Linked DNA regions of Homo sapiens: region 1 is linked to region 2. A link is a contact called in ENCODE POLR2A ChIA-PET data. All regions are on one chromosome and are shown on one strand. The core of a region is the stretch at or near the end of the contact, and the rest is flanking DNA. Distances in the headings are between cores, read along the strand shown.

What was found. ChIA-PET counts read pairs that join two places held with the same protein, here RNA polymerase II (POLR2A).
Region 1: POLR2A ChIA-PET joins it to region 2 with 10 read pairs in activated CD8-positive, alpha-beta memory T cell. The contact joins two enhancer-like sites. POLR2A ChIA-PET finds 5 or more read pairs at or near these places in 2 of 52 experiments (activated CD8-positive, alpha-beta memory T cell and activated T-cell).

What each region holds. Positions count from the first base shown.
Region 1 is chr19:3,469,351-3,476,428 of GRCh38, forward strand. SMIM24 (small integral membrane protein 24) reads right to left here. Exons shown (of 4, transcript NM_001136503.2): 4 at 4,636-5,646. The coding sequence ends at 5,493. Among named protein-coding and RNA genes, the nearest start is that of SMIM24, 7.6 kb to the right of the region's middle. Within about 2 kb of position 4,806, at least 3 of the 41 ENCODE cell types and tissues checked have a DNase peak (open chromatin) inside an H3K27ac peak, as active enhancers do.
Region 2 is chr19:2,706,825-2,713,713 of GRCh38, forward strand. No RefSeq gene overlaps it. Among named protein-coding and RNA genes, the nearest start is that of GNG7, 7.6 kb to the left of the region's middle. RefSeq lists an enhancer at 3,667-3,746. Within about 2 kb of position 3,772, at least 3 of the 41 ENCODE cell types and tissues checked have a DNase peak (open chromatin) inside an H3K27ac peak, as active enhancers do.

The sequences.
Region 1 (7,078 bases), core at 3,556-6,055, 760 kb after region 2:
AAGCTTCAGATCAAGTGTCCCCTGGGGGCATTAGACAATATCTGGGGACATTTGTGGTTGCCACGACTGGGGGATGCTCCTGGCGTGGAGTGGGTGGAAGCCAGAGACACTGCTCAGCATTCTGCAGTGCCCAGAACCAAGATTCATCCACACAAGACATCCACAGTGCCTGGCACGGAGAGACCTGCTTTGATTGTTTGGAGGGGAAAAAAATCAGATTTGCTCCCTGCTCACAGTAGACACCAGGGTAAGCTCCCGATGGGGTGGATGACAGAAACCAGGGAGACCTGCAGCTCCTAGGATTCTCCTCCTCGCCCCCTCCCCACTCAGGGTGGGATTCCAATGTGTGCAGCCTCCTAGGACCTCAGCAGGGTGGAGGATCATGGGACGCAGTCTACTGGGGGGTCCATGAAATCCCCTAACCCAGGGAGTCTCACCCAAGGGCGATCCTGCCCCCCAGAGGACACTGGGTGATGTCTCAGACATCCGCGGTTGTCACGACTGGGAAGTGCTCCTGGCATGGAGTGGGTAGAGGCCAGGGACGCCGCTCAGCACCCTGCAGTGCCCAGGACGGCCCCACCCCAGAGACTGATCCACAGTGCCTGGGGGTGGGGGAGACCCACTTTAGATGGTGGCTTTGAATGAGCTTCTGAGGCCAGACCTGTCCCAGCAACGCTCCTGGAGGCTGTAACCTCTTCCCCTTTGTAGGATGGGCTGTTTCACACCCCTTAGCCTTTGCTCATTCCTGCCTCCCCATCTGTGCAGACCTTTCACACTGGTGTCCTCTTCCACCAGGAAGTCTTCCCACCTTTCTCCAGCCTGGTTCCCTCCCCCAGCAGTCTCAGAGCTATCGGTGAATTCCATGAGGCATCTACGGAGCACCCACTCTGTGCCAGGCACAGGGGATTCCATCCCTTCCCTTGTGCCTTGGAGGAATCCAAGCCTGGCACACAGTCGGTGCTCAATAAATGCACAAAATAGCTTCTCTTGCTACCTGGCAAACTCCCAGTCATTGAGCAAAGACTTCCTGAGCATCTCCTGAGTACCAAGCCCCAGGACCCAGCAGTGAACAAAACACTCAAATTCAGATCCCGTCTTGGAGCCTACAGCTTCCTCCAGGTCAGGAAGAACAGTGAACAACAAGTAGAAGTGGCCGGGTGCAGCGACTCACACCTGTAATCCCAGCAATTTGGGAGGCCAAGGCAGGAGGATCGCTTGAGTCAAAGAGTTCAGGACCAGCCTGGGCAACATAGAACCCATCTCTACAGATACACTTAAAAAGTTAGCTGCGCGTGGTGACACACCTGTAGTCTCAGGAGGCTGAGATAGGAGGATTGTTTGATCCCTGGAGGTTGAGGCTGCAGTGAGCTGTGATTGCACCATTGCTGTCCAGCCTGGAGTGCAACAGAGCAAGACCCTGTCTCCAATCAATCAGTCGATAAAATAGAAGTAAAAGATGTCAGAGGAGGTAAGTGATGAGTAGGGCAATGAACAGAGGAAGGGCGGGGAGTGGTCCCATCTAGACAGATCTGGAGGGAGGGAGGGAAGGAGCGTCCTGAAATTCTGGCAGAAGTCACAGCTCCTGCAAAGGCCCGAGGGCGGGACCATGCCTGCTTCATTGGAGGAACAGTGAGGAGGCCTGTGTGGCTGGAGCAGAGTGAGGAGAGGGATGGAGGGAGGACTGGAGGGCAGGGAAGGGACGGGGCAGGTCATTCAGGGCCTTGTGGGCCACAGGGAAAATGTTGACTTTTCCCCTGAAGGAGGTGGGAGCCATGGAGGGCTGGGGGCAGAAGGATGGGCCCCAACATGGTTTCAATACACCCTCGGCCAGGAAGCCTTCCTCACCTGCCCCAGCAGAGCTTCTGCCCCCAATCACTCCTGACCCAGCCCTGACCATTCAGGGGCATGACCGTGTCCAGCTCTGTCCCCTCCAGACTGGGGGCCCCTCCCACACTGAGGTCAGAGGGGAGGGAGGCTGGGGCCCGGGAGAATCAGGAGTGTGAAAGGGGCTGGGTGCAGTGGCTCATGCCTGCAGTCCCAGCACTTTGAGAGGTGGGAGGATCACTTGAGGTCAGGAGTTTGAGACCAGCCTGGACAACATGGTGAAACCCTGTCTCTACTAAAAATACAAAAATTAGCCGGGTGTGGTGGTGCGCCCCTGTAATCCCAGCTACTCAGGAAGCTGAGGTGGGAGAATTGCTTGAACCCGGGAGGTAAAGACCGCACCACTGCACTCCAGCCTGGGCAATGGAGCAAGACCCTATCTCAAAAAAAAAAAAAAAAAAATAGCCAGGCATGGTAGTGCATTCCTGTAGTCCTAGCTACTTGGGAGGCAGAGGTGGGAAGATCCCTCGAGCCTGATAGGTAGAGGCTGCAGTGAGCCAAGATCACGCCACTGCACTCCAGCCTGGGCGACAGAGCAAGACCCTGTCTCAAAAAAACAAAAACAAAAAAAGAGTAAGGCTAGTTCTTGGGGGGGCTGAGATGGGGCCCTCCATCCTGTCCCCAACTCCAAAACCCCAAAAGACCCCAGGTTGGGCCAGAAAAACTCTCTTTGCACCATGGGCTCCTTCCATCCTACCCACAAGACCACAAGGCGGGGACGATCCTTTTTTGCAAATGGGGAAACTGAGGCACAAAGAAGCGAGGTAAGGTGCATTGACAGGGCAGCAGGCACAGTGCGTCCTCGCTGACACGACCCCACGCTGCTTCCTGGTGACAGGCACCGAGGACACCGAGGATGGGGGGGTCCGAGGCCCCTTCCCACGTCCCACTCCCAACTTGGGTCGCCCCCACTCACCCTCAGCAGCGAGATTTTGGCGCCCCCTTGTGGGCAGGCCGGGGACACCCCCCCAACCTCCCCCATCCCAGTTCCTCTCTGCAGCGGGAAACGGGGGCTCCAGTCAGGCCAGAGGAGGCTTCTTGTAGAGCAGGGGTTGAGCCAAGGTCAGGGGGTCTCAGCTGGAGTCAGGGGATCAGCCAGGGCTGGGGTGGAAACTCAGCGGTGGAAACTTAGCCTCCCCTTGGATCTTACGGAAAGCCTCGGTCGTGTCCAGCCCTTGGCCCCTGGGTGATGAGATTCCTGGCTGGGAGGGGAGGGCTGTCCCAGTAATGCAGGCTGTTGGGTTGGTCACCCCTGACTCCCCACCCTAAAACGGGGGAAGGCTTGTGACAACCCAAAATGCCCCCGCAAAAAAATTCCAAATGCGGCCGAGTGCAGTGGCTCATGCCTGTAATCCCAGCAATTTGGGATACCAGAGATGGGAGGATTGCTTGAGGTCAGGAGTTAGAGACCAGCCTGGGTAATACAGCGAGACCCTAGCTCTATCAAAAAATAAACATAAAATTAGCTGGGCACGGTGGCTCACAACTCTAATCCCAGCACTTTTGGAGGCCAAGGAGGGTGGATTGCTTGAGCCTGGGAGTTCGAGACCAGCCTGGGCAACACGGCGAAACCCCGTCTCTACTAAGAACGTATAAATTAGCCAGGTGTGGTGGCAGGCGCCTGTAATCCCAGCTACTCAGGAGGCTGAGGCATGAGAATTGCTTGAACCTGGGAGGTGGAGATTGCAGTCAGGTGGGATCGTGCCACTGCACTCCAGCCTGGGCGACAGAGGGAGACTCCACCTCAAAAATAAAATTTTAAAAATAGCTGAGTGTGGTGATATGTGCCTGTGGTCCCAGCTGCTCAGGAGGCTGAGGCAGCAGGACCGCTTGAGCCCGGGAGGTCAAGGCTGCAATGAGCTATGATGGAATCACTGCACTCCAGCCTGGGCAATAGAGCAAGACCCTGTCTCTACAAAATATTTAATTTTTTTTTAGATTTCCAAACGCCCCCTAGTGGAGAAGTCCTGCCCCCTGCACTCCAGCCTGGGAAACAGAGTGAGACCTTGTCTCAAAAAATAATAACCATCCTGGCTAATACGGTGAAACGCCATCTCTACTAAAAAATACCCAAAAAATTAGCCGGAAGTGGTGGTGGGTGCCTGTAATCCCAGCTACTCGGGAGGCTGAGGCAGGAGAATCGCTTGAACTGGAAGGTGGAGGTTGCGGTGAGCCAATATCGGGCCCTTGCACTCCAGCCTGGGCAACAAGAGCAAAACTCCATCTCAAAAAAAAAAAAAAAGAAAAAAGAAAAAAAGAGAAAGAAAGAAAGAAAGAAAAGAAGAAAAGAAAAGGGCCAGGAGCAGGGACTCACACCTGTAATCCCAGCACTTTGGGAGGCCTAGGCAGGCGGATCAACTGAGGTCAGGAGTTCGAGACCAGCCTGGCCAACATGGTGAAACCCCGTCTCTACTAAAAATGCAAAAATTAGCCAGGCATGGTGGTGCATGCCTGTAATCCCAGCTACTCGGGAGGCTGAGGCAGGAGAATCACTTGAACCCAGGAGGCAGAGATTGCACCACTGCACTCCAGCCTGGGTGACAGAGTGATTGCACCACTGCACTCCAGCCTGGGCGACAGAGTGAGACTTTGTCTAAAGAAAAAAAAAGAAAAGAAAAAGGTCCTCATTAAGAAATGGTCATTGTGGCCAGGCTGAGGCTGGAGAACTGATTGAACCTGGAAGGCAGAGGCTGCAGTGAACCAAGATCACAGCATTGCATTCCAGCCTGGGTGACAGAGCGAGACTCCATCTCAAATAAAAGAGAAATGGTCATTGTTCAGGGTAAGGTCCAGGGCCTGGAGAAGGTGAGGGGAAGCAGGAGAACAGAAACTGGGAAAAGGAAGTGCTAGTCCCTTTCCAAGATATTGCAGGGCCCTGGGGCACCCCCACCCTCCAAGATACAGCTCCCAGGAAAAAAGTCACGTGCCCCAAAACAAAGTGAGGTGGGGGAAGGAGCAAAGATTTGCTTGGAGACGGCGCTCAGGGCTCAAAGTCCAGGGCTCAGGACAGCAAAAAACCAGATTGCCGGGGGAGTGTTTAATCTGCTCAGGGCGTCTGGGCACCTGTGCACCCTGAGCCTCCATATCATCCGCCCAGCCATCGCCCGCAGCCCCAAAAGCAGCCTCCTTCCCCAGAGGTAAACTGAGTCCCAAGAGATGACAGGAGCCCTTCCAAAGGGCTGTTACGAATGCTTTAATGCAGGCCATTGGGAAGCAGCTCTCAGCTGGCAGTGGGTGCATGGGAGAGGGGAAGTTCTGTTCAGTAGACATCAGGCAGAGAGAAAAGAAATCAGGCAGTGGGGAGAAGCAGGTGGAGCCATGAGATCGTGGAGGATTGCGGGTGTCTCCTCAACCAGGGATGCTCTCCGAGTATAAGAAGAATCACCAGGCAGGGACCAAGCTCAGGAAGAGGGGTGCATGAAAACCATGTTTGCCCAGAGAGCCCCCAATGAGGGAGGTGGGGTGGGTTCCAAGCCTTCTTCACTTGAGAACACTGTATTCTGAATCCCAGATGGAGTCATTTCACGGGCTTCAAGTCCAGGGCACTGCTTTTAGGGGGCAGAAGAGGCATCTCTGGGGGACTGCCTGGAAGAGGCAGCCAGGAATCTTCACATGACTGTGCTCTTTGCTCTCTCATGGTCTCCGGGCTCTTTTTCCTCCAGATCCAGTCCCAAGTTGCTCTCTCCTTCCTTTGCTGTCTTTTTCTCCTTCTTCCTCTTCTCTTCTTTCTCCTTGGCCTCTTTCTTCTCTCTCTTGTCTTCACTGTAGGGATACAAAGGCCCCAAACCATAATAAGAAACAGAGACACTCCTATTTAATGGCCACTCACTTGAGCCAGCCCATGTGATGAGTATTTTACAAGCGGTATCTCAGTGAATCTTCAAAATAACCCTAACTACGCGGCCTCACGATTTCCATTTCACAAAGACAGCAACTAAGACTCAATTGCTCCATGGAGGGATGGATGGGTGGATGGATGGATGGACATAAGCCAAAGGCTCCCTGTTGCCTCTTGGGACTCAGTTTACTCCTGGCAAAGGAGGCTGCTTTTGAGGCTGGGTGCAGTGGCTGGACAGATGATATGGAGGTTCACACTGCATATCATCATTGCAACTAAGACTCAACTGCTCCATGGATGGATGGATAGGTGGGTAGGTGTGTAAAGAAGTTAGGGAATAGATGGGTAGATGAGTGGACAGGTGGGTGGATAGTGGGTGGGTGGATGGATGATGGATGGGGGTATGGATGACTGGATGAACGGGTGGATGGCTAGGTGGGTGAGTGGTTGGAAGGATGGATGGATGGGTGGGTGGGTGGATAGATGGATGATGAATGGATGAGTAGACAGATGAATGGGTGGGTGGGTGGATGGGTGAGTGGATAGTTGAGTGGGTGGACGGATGGTAGGTGGATAGGTGATGGATGGATGGTGGGTGAATTGATGGGTGGGTGGGTGGATAAGTGAATGGGTGGATGAATGGATGGATGAGTGGGTGGATGAATTAATGAATGGGTGGGTGAACAGATGGGTGACTGAGTTGGCGAATGAATGGATGAGTGAGTGTGTGGGTGGGCGGATGATGGCTGGGTGATTGATGGATGGTGGATGGAAGGATGATAGATGGATGGGTGGATGGATGAATGAATGGGTTGGTGGATGAATGGATGGATGGGTGGGTGGATGGATGAGTAGATAAGTAGTTACATGAATGGACTGCTGCATGGAGGTTGAATAAATGAATTGGAAGATAAATGAATACATTGCAGGAAGGAGAGACTGATGGATCAGTGGATGGGGGTATGCAGAATGGAGAATGGGTGGATGGGAGTATAGATGGATGTATAGATCAATGAATGAATGTATAGGTGGATGGATGGATGAGTAGATAAGCAGTTGGGTGAATTGATGGTTGCATGGAGGGAGGGACAGATTAATAAGTAGATGAATGGATGAATTGGAGGAAGAAGAGAATGACATACCAATGGATAGGTAGATGGAGGATGAATGAGACTGTAGGTGGGTGGATGGATCAATGAGCTAATGGATAGATAGACTGATGGATGGACAGTTGGAGAGTGAAGACTGCATAGTTCGATGGACGCATAGGTGGGTGGGTGCGTGTATCAGTGAGTGGACAGATCAATGGGCTAATGGGTAGGTGGACTGATGGATGGGTGGTTGGAGGGTGAGGAC
Region 2 (6,889 bases), core at 2,522-5,021:
AATGTCATGAACGGGATATTAACATTGTTAAGCTTAAGATAGAGGATGTTGGCCAGGCGCGGTGGCTCACGCCTGTAATCCCAGCACTTTGGGAGGCCGAGGCGGGCGGATCACAAGGTCAGGAGATCGAGACCAGCCTGACCAACATGGAGAAACCCCGTCTCTACTAAAAATACAAAATTAGCCAGGCGTGGTGGCGCATGCCTGTAATCCCAGCTACTCAGGAGGCTGAGGCAGGAGAATCACCTAAACCTGGGAGGTGGAGATTGCAGTGAGCCGAGATCGCATCATTGTACTGCAGCCTAGGCAACAAGAGCAAAACTCCTTCTCAAAAGAAAGAAAGAAACAAACAAACAAAAAAAGGCAGAGGATGTTTCCATCCCTGCGAGGATCCCTCCTGGTGCCTTCTAAGAGCCACACCCACCTTCCTCCCATCCCCAAACCCCATCCCTAACCTCTGACCATCACCAATCTCTTCACCATTTCACTTATTTTTATCTTTTTTTTTTTTCTGAGACGGAGTCTCACCCTATCGCCCAGGCTGAAGTGCAATGGCGTGATCTAGGCTCACTGCAACCTCCGCCTCCCAGGTTCAAGCTATTCTCCAGCCTCAGCCTCCTGAGTAGCTGGGATTACAGGCGCCCACCACCTGGCTAATTTTTGTATTGTTAATAGAGATGGAGTTTCATCATGTTGGCCAGCCTGGTCTCAAACTCCTGACCTCAAGTGCTCCACCCGCCTCAGCCTCCCAAAGTGCTGGGATTACAGGAGTGAGCCACCGTGCTAGGCCCCTTTTTTTTTTTTTTTGAGACAAGGTCTTGCTCTGTCTCCCAGGCTGGAGTGCAGTGGCACATTCACAGCTTACTTGCAGCCTCAAACTCCTGGGCTCAAGTGATCCTCCTGCCTCAGCCTCCCAAGTAGCTGGGACTATAAGTGTGCACCACCATGTCTGGCTAGTTATTTTGTATTTTTATTTTATTTTAAGTTCTGGGATACATGTGCAGGCTGTGCAGGTTTGTTACATAGGTAAATGTGTGCCATGGTGGTTTGCTGCACCTATCTACCCATCATCTATGTTGTTTTGTTTTGATTTGATTTGTTTGAGACAGAGTCTCACTCTGTTGCCCAGGCTGGAGTACAGTGGCGTGATCTCGGCTCACTGCAGCGCCTCACGGGTTCCAGCGATTTTCCTGCCTCAGCCTCCCAAGTAGCTGGGATTATAGGCGCCTGCCACCATGCCTGACTAATTTTTGTATTTGTAATAGAGGCAAGGTTTCGCCATGTTGGCCAGGCTGGTCTCGAACTCCTGACCTCAACTGATTTGCCGGCCTTGGCCTCCCAAAGTGCTGGGATGACAGGCGTGAGCCACCTTACCTGGCCAACTTTTTTCACTTTTTATAATTATCTGATTCATCTAGGTGGTGGCTTGTCTTAGTATTTTGTTCCTTTTGACTGCTAAGTAATATTCCACAATGAGGATGGGGCACAATTTGTTCAACCATCCACCCACTGAAAACCAGTGTTTGGCTCTTACTAATAAAGCTGCCGTTAACATTCCTGTAAGGGTTTGTGTATGAACATAAATCATTTCTCTGAGATAAATGACCAGGACCACAATCGCTATGTCATATGGTAGCTGCATGATTTGTTCTTGAAGAAACTGCCAAATATTCTTCCAGAGAGTTATATATTTTTTAATGTTTTCTTTTGAGATAGGGTCTTACCAGTTTGCCCAGGCTGGTTTTGAACTCCTGGGCTCAAGTGATCCTCCTGCCTTAGCCTCCCAAAGTGCTGGGATTACAGGCATGAGCCTGTATTTTTTAATGGTTACTTTTTTTCCAGAACACTAAAGCAGTTGAAAGTATTCAAGGATTGAAAAGATGTTGTATTCAAACTCACAATGTCATGTGTCTTTTTACAATGTTATTATTAAGTTTCTTTATGTCCAAATAGACTTTATTATAATTTTACTGTCCTAGTTTTAGTAGAAGCAAATCCTACTAAATCATCAGTCATATTTTCAAAATCTACTTCTGGAAAAAATCAACCACTAAAAATGCATACAGATATATAAAGGTGCTGGGCCGGGCGCGGTGGCTCACGCCGGTAATCCCAGCACTTTGGGAGGCCAAGGCAGGTGGATCACGAGATCAAGAGATCGAGACCAGCCTTGCCAACATGGTGAAACCCCATCTCTACTAAAAATACAAAAATTAGCTGGGTGTGGTGGCACGCACCTGTAGTCCCAGCTACTCAGGAGGCTGAGGCAGGAGAATCGCTTGAACCCGGGAGGCGGAGGTTGCAGTGAGCCGAGACGTGCCACTGCACTCCAGCCTGGCAACACAGCAAGACTCCATCTCAAAAAAAACAAAAAGAAAAGAAAAGAAAAAAGAAAATTAGATGGGCACAGTGGCACACACCTGTAGTCCCAGCTACTCTGGAGGATGAGGCAGGAGAATCGCTTGAACTGGAAAGGAGGAGGTTGCAGTGAGCCGAGACTGCACCACTGCACTCCAGCCTGGACAACAAATTGAGACAGTCTCAAAAAAATAGAAAGATATGTAAAGATGCTTAAATATTTGGTATATGTACACATGCACACATTTTTCCTTTTGCCTGAGGCTCTCAGGGGAAGGTTGGATGCTGTCTTTATTTGGGACTTTAAAATTTTGTTCAATGCAGATTTTTTGTACTCATGTCAATTTTTAAAAAAATATTGCATTAGGACCAGGTGCAGTGGCTCATGCCTGTAATCCTAGCACTTTGAAAGGCCAAGATGGGAGGATTGCTTGAGGCTAGGAGTTCAAGACCAGACTGGCCAACATAGTGAGACCCCCATCTCTACTAATAATACAAAAAATAAAAATTAGCTGGGCCGTGGTGGTGCATGCCTATAATCCCGGCTACTCGGGAGGCTGAGGCAGGAGAATTGCTTGAACCTGGCAGGTAGAGGTTGCAGTGAGCAGAGATCATGCCACTGCACTCCAGCTTGGGCAACAGAGCAAGACTCTCAAATACATACATATTGCATTAGTGAGGGTGGCTAGCGTGGCTAGGAGGGATATCACGAGGGAGTCTTTGGTGTCGCTTAAGTGTCTTGTTTGTGCAGTGGCTTACACCTGTCATCCCAGCACTTTGGGAGGCCGAAGCAGGAAGATCCGTTGAGCCCAGGAGTTCGAGACCATTCTGGGCAACATGGCAAGACCCCCCCACCATATCTACAAATATATATATAAGAAAATTAGCCGGGCGTGCTGGCTCACTCCTGCAATCCCAGCACTTTGGGAGGCCGAGGTGGGCGGATCACGAGGTCAGGAGATTGAGACCATCCTGGCTAACACGGTGAAACCCGTCTCTACTAAAAATACAAAAAATTAGCCGGGCGTGGTGGCGGGCGCCTGTAGTCCCAGCTACTCGGGAGGCTGAGGCAGGAGAATGGCGTGAACTTGGGAGGCGGAGCTTGCAGTGAGCCGAGATCGCACCACTGCACTCCAGCCTGGGCGACAGAGCCAGACCCCGTCTCAAAAAAAAAAGAAAGAAAGAAAATTAGCCACATGTGGTGACGTGCATGTGTCTGTAGTCCCAGCTACTCAGTTACTCGGGGGGCGCTGAGGTGGGAGGATCACTTGAGCCCAAGAGATTGAGGCTGCAGTGAGCTGTGTTCACACCACTGCACCATTCCAGCCTGGGCGACGGAGCAAGACCCTGACCAAAAAAAAAAAAAAAAAGTATCTCGTGACGGTGTTTAGAGGAAGTTATGCGTGTGATAAAACTGCATAAACCACACACACACTCACACACTCAGATGAGTGCATGCAAATCCAGTGAAGCTTGCATCCTTCCACTGTGCTGGTTTTGAGGTTATACTGCAGTTATGCAAGATGTAAACATAGCTGGGGGGCTGGGTGCAGGGTGCATCAGACCTCCTTGTACCTTCCCGTGAATCAATAATTATTAATAAATAAAACGTTTTAAAAATTGCAATGAAGGCCAGGCACGGTGTCTCATGCCTGTAATCCCAGCGCTTTGGGAGGCCAAGGCAGGTGGATCACCTGAGGTCAGAAGTTTGAGACCAGCCTGGCCAACATGGTGAAACCCCATCTCTATTAAAACCACAAAAATTAGCCGGGCATGGTTGTGGGCGTCTGTAATCCCAGCTACTCGGGAGGCTGGGGCAGGAGAATTGTTTGAAGCCGAGATCACACCACTGCACTCCAGCCTGGGCGACAGAGCAAGACTCCGTCTCAAAAAAAAAATAATTTTTAAAAGAGGGTGTCTCAAAACCCATGGTCACTTGGAGAAATAGAGGAGGGGGTCCCAGGCAGGTGCTATGCTCCCTGCAGCTGCAGCTGGGATCCCACCATCTTCACATCTGACCTGGAGGACATATCACTAACCACGGCCCTCTCCCGCCTCCTGGGATCCTGGCAAGCCAGACTCCAACCATACATTCACATTACACAGATAGGGAAGCTGAGGTCCTGTGGGTTCCTGCCTTTGTAAAATAGGGCTCTTAGTGCCTGTCCGACCTCCTCAGCCAGCTGCGGTAAGTACACGGTACAGCGGGGCCCTCGAGGTCTCTTGAGGGAAATGCTGAAATGTTCCCGTAACCCCCTGGCATCCTTCTCGTGAAAGTCCAAACTCTTCCCACAGCCCACCAGGCACTGTTTGACCCCTGCTGGCGACCTTCAACTTCACTGGCCACCTTCCCTCTCCTCCCTCCACTCCTCCCAGCCAGGCCTCACCTGTTCCTGCTTTGACACCTTTGCTGGTCCCCCTGTCCAGTGCTCCGTCCCAGGTCCCCTTGGAGCTGGCCTCTCCCCCGCTTCCCACATCAGCAAACACGTCAGCTTCTGAGTCAGACCTCAGAAGGCCTGGGACTCCCAGCCACGTCACTTTTGTGATGCAGGTTTATCTTCTGCGTAGGGAGCATGTGTCTGCGATGATTTGATCCACTTCTTCATAGGGAATCATCGTCCCCAGTGGGTTATGCTCTCTGAGCAGGCAGGGGGCTCTGGGGCTGGTGTCTGTCACTGCTGTGTCCCCAGCATCAGGGCAGGACCAGGCATAGAGTGGTGCCTCTTACATACTGGATGAATGAATGAATGAATGAACCAATGAATACGTGAATGAATGATGTCTCAGCTCTTCCTTCCTTCCAGTCTGGTCCTGAACAACGCCTTACCTCTTCAGGTCAGATCCCTGCCCCAGCCTGCTCTGGGTTAGGGGTGAGGGGTGGGGGCTGGGCTGGCAGATGGGACAAGCAGGGAAGGTCCCCTGACATGGTTTGGCTCTCTGTCCCCACCCAAATCTCATGTTGAATTGTAGTCCCGTGTTGGAGGTAGTGCCTGATGGGAGGCGACTGGATCATGACGGTGGATCCTCATGAATGGATCCACCCCTCAGTCCTGTCTCATAATAGAGTTCTCACAAGATCCGGTATGGCACCTCCTCCCCTGTGCTCCTGCTCCGGCCGAGTGACCTGCCTGCTCCCCTCTGCCTTCCCCCATGACCGTAAGTTTCCTGAGGCCTCCCAGAAGCAGCTGCTGCCATGCTTCCTGCACAGGCTGTGGAACTATGAGCCAATTAAACCTCTTTTCTCTATCATTTACCTGTATCAGGTATTTCTTTTCTTTTTGTGGGGCGGCGGGGGGTTGGACAGAGTTTCATTCTCGTCACCCAGGCTGGAGTGTAGTGGCACGATCTCAGCTCACTGCAAGCTCCGCCTCCCGGGTTCAAGTGATCCTCCTGCCTCAGCCTCCCTAGTAGTTGGGATTACAGACTCCCGCCACCACGCCCAGCTAATTTTTTGTATTTTTAGTAGAGACAGGGTTTTGCCATGTGAGCCAGGCTGGTCTCAAACTTCTGGTCTCAGGTAATATGCCCTTCTCGGCCTCCCAAAGTGCTGGGACTACAGGCATGAGCCACCGTGCCCGGCCTGGGTATTTCTTTATAGCATTCCAAGAATGGACTAATACAGTCTCCTCTGCCCCAACGCCACTGGGCCTGCAAGGAAATTGTCCACGTTCACAGAAAGTCCAGCTGGGAGGATGTCCCCAGCTAATGTGCACAGAGTGAATCTGGAAACCAACACCCTAGAAAAAAGCCACATAAAGACATCTCCAAGCAGAGTCCCAGACGGGTCCTGCCTTGCCTCCCCTGCTGCATGTCCTCAACCCACTCCCTCCACCTCCCCACCACCATCCCATCCTTCGCTTCCTACACAGGTCCCCTCCTCCACTCTTCACCCCATCCCTCACTTTCTACACCCACCACCTCCTCCACCCTTCCTCCCATCCCTCACTTCCTCCACCCATCACCTCCTCCATCCTTCATCCCATCCCTCACTTCCTACACCCATCGCCTCCTCCACCCTTCACCCCATACCTCACTTCCTACACCCATCACCTCCTCCACCCTTCACCCCATACCTCACTTCCTACACCCACCACCTCCTCCACCCTTCATCCCATTCCTCACTTCCTACACCCACCACCTCCTCCACCCTTCATCCCATCCCTCACTTCCTACACCCATCACCTCCTCCACCCTTCATCCCATCCGTCACTGTCTACACCGATCACCTCCTCCACCCTTCATCCCATCCCTCACTTCCTACACCCACCACCTCCTCCACCCTTAATGCCATCTCTCACTTCCTACACCCATCACCTCCTCCACCCTTCATCCCATCCATCACTGTCTACACCCATCACCTCCTCCACCCTTCATCCCATCCCTCACTTCCTCCACGCACCACCTCCTCCACCCTTCATCCCATCCCTCACTTCCTACACCCGTCACCTCCTCCACCCTTCATCCCATTCCTCACTTCCTACACCCACCACCTCCTCCACCCTTCATCCCATCCCTCACTTCCTACACCCGT